Linked DNA regions of Homo sapiens: region 2 is linked to region 1. A link is an interaction called in ENCODE POLR2A ChIA-PET data of the cell type or tissue named here. Cell type or tissue: Panc1. All regions are shown on one strand. Links, peaks and the distances in the headings refer to the core of each region. The heading gives the core; the rest is flanking DNA.

Evidence for each region. Peaks named below come from ENCODE experiments on the same cell type or tissue, not always from the same donor. Only the 100,000 strongest peaks of a DNase experiment are listed, where the experiment ranks them.
Region 2: POLR2A ChIA-PET joins it to region 1 with 12 read pairs; 4 of 35 experiments call an interaction of 5 or more read pairs at or near these places.

Annotation. Positions count from the first base shown.
Region 1 is chr4:168,647,905-168,650,818 of GRCh38, reverse strand. The region is part of intron 2 of PALLD (palladin, cytoskeletal associated protein); the gene reads right to left. It overlaps PALLD-AS1 (PALLD antisense RNA 1), which reads left to right and starts at 2,232. Exons shown (of 2, transcript XR_001741449.3): 1 at 2,232-2,327; 2 at 2,475-2,914. It overlaps LOC124900808 (a long non-coding RNA gene), which reads left to right. Exons shown (of 3, transcript XR_007058360.1): 3 at 648-667. In Panc1, for the core only: no CTCF peak of the experiment used is centred there; a DNase peak (open chromatin) is centred at 1,698.
Region 2 is chr4:168,783,586-168,786,499 of GRCh38, reverse strand. All of the region lies in intron 10 of PALLD (palladin, cytoskeletal associated protein), which reads right to left. Among named protein-coding and RNA genes, the nearest start is that of PALLD-AS1, 140 kb to the right of the region's middle. In Panc1, for the core only: no CTCF peak of the experiment used is centred there; no DNase peak of the experiment used is centred there.

The DNA.
Region 1 (2,914 bases), core at 276-2,775:
GCAAGAGGGTTCTTGGTGGAGATGGTGGCAGGGTATGGGTACAGTTTTCCAGTTGGGAGCTATGTGAACATCTAAAAGGAAAATGAAGATATTTAAAATACAAGCCAAAACTCATAATATTGAAAATTGCTATAACCAATGTGGGAATATAATTTGGTGTAAGCTGTTAAAAAAAGAATTTGACAAAATTTAGGATACATATACAATTGACCCAGCAGTTTCATTTCTAAGAAGTTGTGCTTAATTTACTCACAAAAGGACACAAAGACACAGGAAAGACAAGAATGTTCATTTCAGCACTTTTCACAAAGGAAAACTTGGCCTAAATGTCCATCAAAAAGGAAACGGCCATTATGGTATCCTGCATAATGAAATACTATGCAATCTTTAAAAAGAATGTTAGACGCAGCTGTCAACAACACATCGTAGACTAACTGTAGACTTCTATTCTATACCATCGTGGTTTCACTGAACAATATATTTTTGGAGGGTTGTAACTTATCTTGAGAGGAGGGACAGAGGCTGAGGGAAGAAGTTAGAGAAAAACTTTAACTTTTCACTGTGGAAAATTCTGCATTTATTTTCACTGCAAGCAAATATAAATCTTTCTCTTTTCTTTTTCTTTTTTTTCTTTTCTTTTCTTTCAGATGGAGTCTCACTCTCGTCGCCTAGGCTGGAGTGCAGTGGTGTGATCTCAGCTCACTGCAACCTCCGCCTCCTGGGTTCAAGCAATTCTCCCGCCTCAGCCTCCTGAGTAGCTGGGATTACAAGCATCCACCACCATGCCTGGTTAATTTTTGTACTTTTAGTAGAGATGGGGTTTCACCATGTTGGCCAGGCTAGTCTCGAACTCCTGACCTCAGGTGCCCGCCTCAGCCTCCCAAAGTGCTGGGATTACAGGCGTGAGCCACCATGCCTGGCCACTTTATATATTTTAAACTTATTAAAATGTACAAAAGAGAAACCTGAAGAAAAACAAAATGATATTAGAATACCCCATTTATGCTGCATTTTAAAAGATGCAAAGAAATACATACGTTTTAGGACCATTATGTTGTAGGAAAAGAGACTTGCATTATTATTTCCTCATTCCTTAACTATGGAGGTCTTTTATACCCATATTTTATTAGTACCTTCCTCATAAGGTTGTTATGCAAACAAGGTAATGCATATCTAACCTCTGCTATGGGGCTTGATGCATGTTACCCAATAAAGTTAGCTGGCTGTTATAATTTCTTTCCAAAGCTAAGGAAAAAGACCATTGTGGAGGCACAGAAAGCAAATTAAGAAAATAAGTCTCTGACTTGGGATGCAGGCAACTAATGTCTTCCACGTTTCCTATTTGAGAGCACTTCCATGACACCTGGGTTATATATTAATGTGTTCATAATATTGGCCTTTGTTTCTAAAACTTCCCACTATTATGAGGGCCATTGGGGGCTTTCTAAAACATGGTCTTAATAAGAATCAAATTGAATCTGATTAAAGAAAACAAATGTTAGCAATTGTTTTATAAACTTAAGTATATAGTCTGAAAACTAGATCTATTGATGCAAAGAGATACTAAAAAAACTCACACCAGCCAGCGATTATCTCATCTTGCTGCAGATAGGAGGTGAAAAATACCACACTGTATTATAAATGAGCGCATGCAGAATGTGACACGTCAGGCTGGTATTCTGTTGTGCTTCCTTAACAACCAAGCAATAGCTTATAGGAAAGTTCTTGGCTCTGCTGAGTCAAAGTCCCAAGAACAGGATGCTTTTTATCCATGAAGTGACTCTTGAAGAAGTAAAAGAAGTCTAAGTTCCACTCCTTAAGCAGTCTTTGGGTTGGATCTTGAAAACCTTGCTGGGAGGAGAGAGAAGCTAATTATGAAACAAAATGGAAACTTGCATATACAGGAGAAGATGACAAGGTGTCTACTTACAGCTTTTACTCCAGTGGTGATGGGAGCAGGGTGAGAGAGATAATAAGCACTTAAATGATACCACATGAATAAAATAATTTCAGACAGGGAAATGTTATGAAGAAAACAAAATACAGTAAGAGTGATTGGAGCATATTAGGTAGGGTAGTTGTAGAATACAGTGAGGTAATTTAATGATGCAACAATAGTGCCTTCCACCAAGTTTGTGTAAGCATAAAGATATCAGCACATAAGAAGAACATTCATGAAGAGACCTTAAAAGCAGATGCTTGGTGCAAAAGTACTCATGCCAAGAGATTCTCTAATAATGCGCAATGCATCACCTATCTCAAAAGAGGCTCCCCAAACCCTCGGATTTATTAGGACTAACTGGCCGGTCTCTTACTCTCCAGACAAAGTACTTACACTTTCTTCGCTGACAGCATTCTCTCTTATTAATTTATACCCATATGGACCGAAAAAGCTTTCACTTATGACATAATATAGAATTTGCATCTATCTCTACAGTAACATGACCCATTTTTCCCCCTTCATTATGCCATAGATTTCTACTTTTTCTCTCTCAAGTTGCAAAACAACTATTTCTAATGATGGATTAAAAACCTGAAGCTGCTATTCCATTATGAACCTCTATCTAGTAGCTACTGCAAACTGCTCAGCTCCTTTGCTTGAAACCTCCAGGAGGGCTCTGGTGAGTAAGAAAAGCAGAAGAAAATTGCTTCCGGGATTGCTGGGTAAGAACTGCCTCTGGTGCTCTCTGGAGCATACTATCTCTTTATAAGAAGCAGACAAACCAGGAGTCAGGGGGGAGTTCACATCAAATCACCTTCAGAAGCTGTCAACAGTCCCAGAGAACTACCTTAGTGGACGGAAAGAAGGATGCGGAAAAAGGAGAGATGATGCAGCCTTGCTTTACGTTTGCAAATTGGATAAATAAGGAAAATATTTAATTCTTTAAAAAAATGTTAAATAAATGGGAGCTTT
Region 2 (2,914 bases), core at 232-2,731, 140 kb before region 1:
GTTTTCCTGTGTTGTCCAGGCTGGTCTCAAACTCCTGGGCTCAAGCGATCTTCTGGCCTAGGCCTCTCAAAGTGCTAGGATTACAGGTATGGGCTACCATACCTGACAGGTAAACATATTTCTATGCCAATAAGTATACTTCTATGAAAATAGTATACTTCTTTTTTTTCTTTGAGACGGAGTCTCACTCTGTTGCCAGGCTGGAGTGCAGTGGTGCGATCTCGGCTCACTGCAACTTCTACCTCCCGGGTTCAAGCGATTCTCCTGCCTTAGCCTCCCAAATACCTGGGACTACAGGCACACACCACCACGCCCAGCTAATTTTTGTATTTTTAGTAGAGACGGGGTTTCACCATGTTGGCCAGGCTGGTCTCAATCTCTTGACCACATGATCCGCCCTCCTCGGCCTCTCAAAGTGTTGGGATTACAGGCATGAGCCACTGCGCCCGGCCGACAGTAGTATACTTCTATCATACTATTTGAATCATTTTTATTGGTCACACTGTATTCCATTGCCCAAAATATTAATGTGAATCACAAGCCTATCTCTCTCCCTCTATGCATTTTTCTGTGGCTTTCTGATGCTAATTCAGCAACTTTCTTCAAGTTGGGCTTAAAATGCTATATATATATATATATATATATATATATATCTCTACAGTTTATTAGAACTGACTCTGTCCCCTCTCCCTTTATTTTAAAGCCAGCTAGGCCTCCCTGTTATGTCACTGTCTTCCTTTGAGATGACTGGACTTTAAATTTGAGGCTGAAATTGTTAACTGGGTCTCCTCTCAACCAGTAACGGGGTAAGTACGCCAAACCCAGACAGCAGCTGTCAGATCTTCCCAAACCCAAGGTGGGGTTTGCAAATGAGGAAGGACAATTAAGCTTATATAGAACTTTCAGAAGACTGCAGAATTGCCCAGGAGTTACTGCTTCCCAGAATATGGGGAAACTCTGGATCAAAGGGTAAATGTTCAAATGTTTCACTATAGTTCCGAGTGCATTGTTTTGGTTTAACTCTGAAAGTCTTTGAGTTCATCAGCATGAAAAATGAATTTCCACTGGATTTATTCAGTAATCCAAATTTGTATTTGTAGAGAAGATAAGGGTTGGGTGATGCACAGCATGTTCTAGCCGAGTGAACTTGGAACCAGTAGAGGAGGCAGGAACAAGGACTGTGATTCACTTTCGGATGTCGAACAAACAGCGAAGCTCCTTAAACTCCGCATTCACACACATAGCTAGCATCCGAGAGCGCACAGTGCTCCCCTTGTTAAAATGGAATCCCACTGGCTAGCTAATTGATTCACAAGTCTGCTAACTAATTCCATACTAACAGCTTAAATTAAAAGTTAATGAAACACAGCCAGGGCCCCATTGTATTTCCCTTGTAACAACCCTTTCATTACAAAAAAAAAAAAAAAAAAAAAAAAAAAAAGCAAAAGGGAGAAAAAAGCTGGGGCTTCATTAAAAGGAAAATGTCTGGGACACCACCCTGGGCTGGAATGTACCCACAACCAGAAGCATTCCTCAGACCAGCCTCTTTGCCAAGTCTCACGGAAGCCACTGCTCCGACAGGAAAGAAATCCCCACAGGTATCCCATGACCAGACTGACCAGAGCTCATAAGGCGGCATTGTTTGTGGCTCTGCAGAGTCTGCTCAAGATGGGAAAATCTGTTCTCATGGACTACTGTGCACTTAACAACTTCACGCTCTTCCTGCTATGAAACTCACATTTGACTTACATTCCCAAGTAAGAGGAGGTAGAGAATCTCTGTATCCACTTTTCCGCCTACCCCAAACTTGGGTTGACAGCAGCAGTTTGTCTCTTCCAAATCAATGAAGGTGTGAGCAATGTTCAAGACTCAATGCCCTGCTCTTTCTCCCGCCCGCTTCCCTTGTCTCAACATGTTTGTGGTCTCTTCTGTGCTCATGGTTCCCAAGTGTCCATCTCTAGCCCCAACTCAAGCCGCCCTCTGCCTTCAGGCTGTCTCCACTTGGGCACCAGTACCTCCAATACAACATGTGCAAAAGCATTCCTCAGCTTTTCCCACAAAATAATTCTCCCACGTGGCTTCCTCACTCCTGCAGTGGCACTGTGTGCTGGAACTGGAGTTACCTTTCTCTTTTCTTTTCTTTTCTTTCTCTCTCTCTCTCTTTTTTTTTTCAGGGTCTTGCTCTGTTTCCCAGGCTGAAGTGCAGTGGCACAATCACAGCTTACTGCAGCCTTGAATTCCTGGGCTCAAGCAATCCTCCTGCCTCATTCTCCCAAGCGGCTGGGACCACTTTTACATTTTTTCTCTTCATTGGTTAAGAATTCAGATGTCTGTTGGTAGCCAACTACCTCCTCTTATTCCTCCTTTCCCTAAGCTCTTGCTCCTAGCTCTCAGACCAAAATTTTTTTTAATATTCTGTAGAGATGGGGTCTCATTATTGTTGGCCAGGCTGGTCTCGAACTCCTGGCCTCAAGTTATCCTCCTGCCTTGGCCTCTCAGAGTGCTAGGATTATAGACGTGAACCACAGTGCCTGGCCTCAGGAGTTACCTTTTACATTCCTCACTTACTGATCACTCATTTGGGATCAGGGGACAATTATGAAAGCCTAGTTGGGAGTTTGGCTATTGTCCTGAAGGTAGTGGACACTACAGGTCCCTCACTATACAGCTACATCATCAAAGTGTTTTTGGAAAATTATTCTTGTCCTCAACCTGACTCCATCTTACCATATCTTATCAACCAATCCCCACCTCTACCTCCAGCATTTATTTGTTTGACAAATACTTATATATTCTTTGTCAGGAACAACTCCAGGAATTTTACAAATATTAACTTTCTAAATTTTCATGACAGCCCTACGAGGAAGCTACTGTTACTCTCCGTATCTTATGGATGAAGGTGAAGAGGCACAGC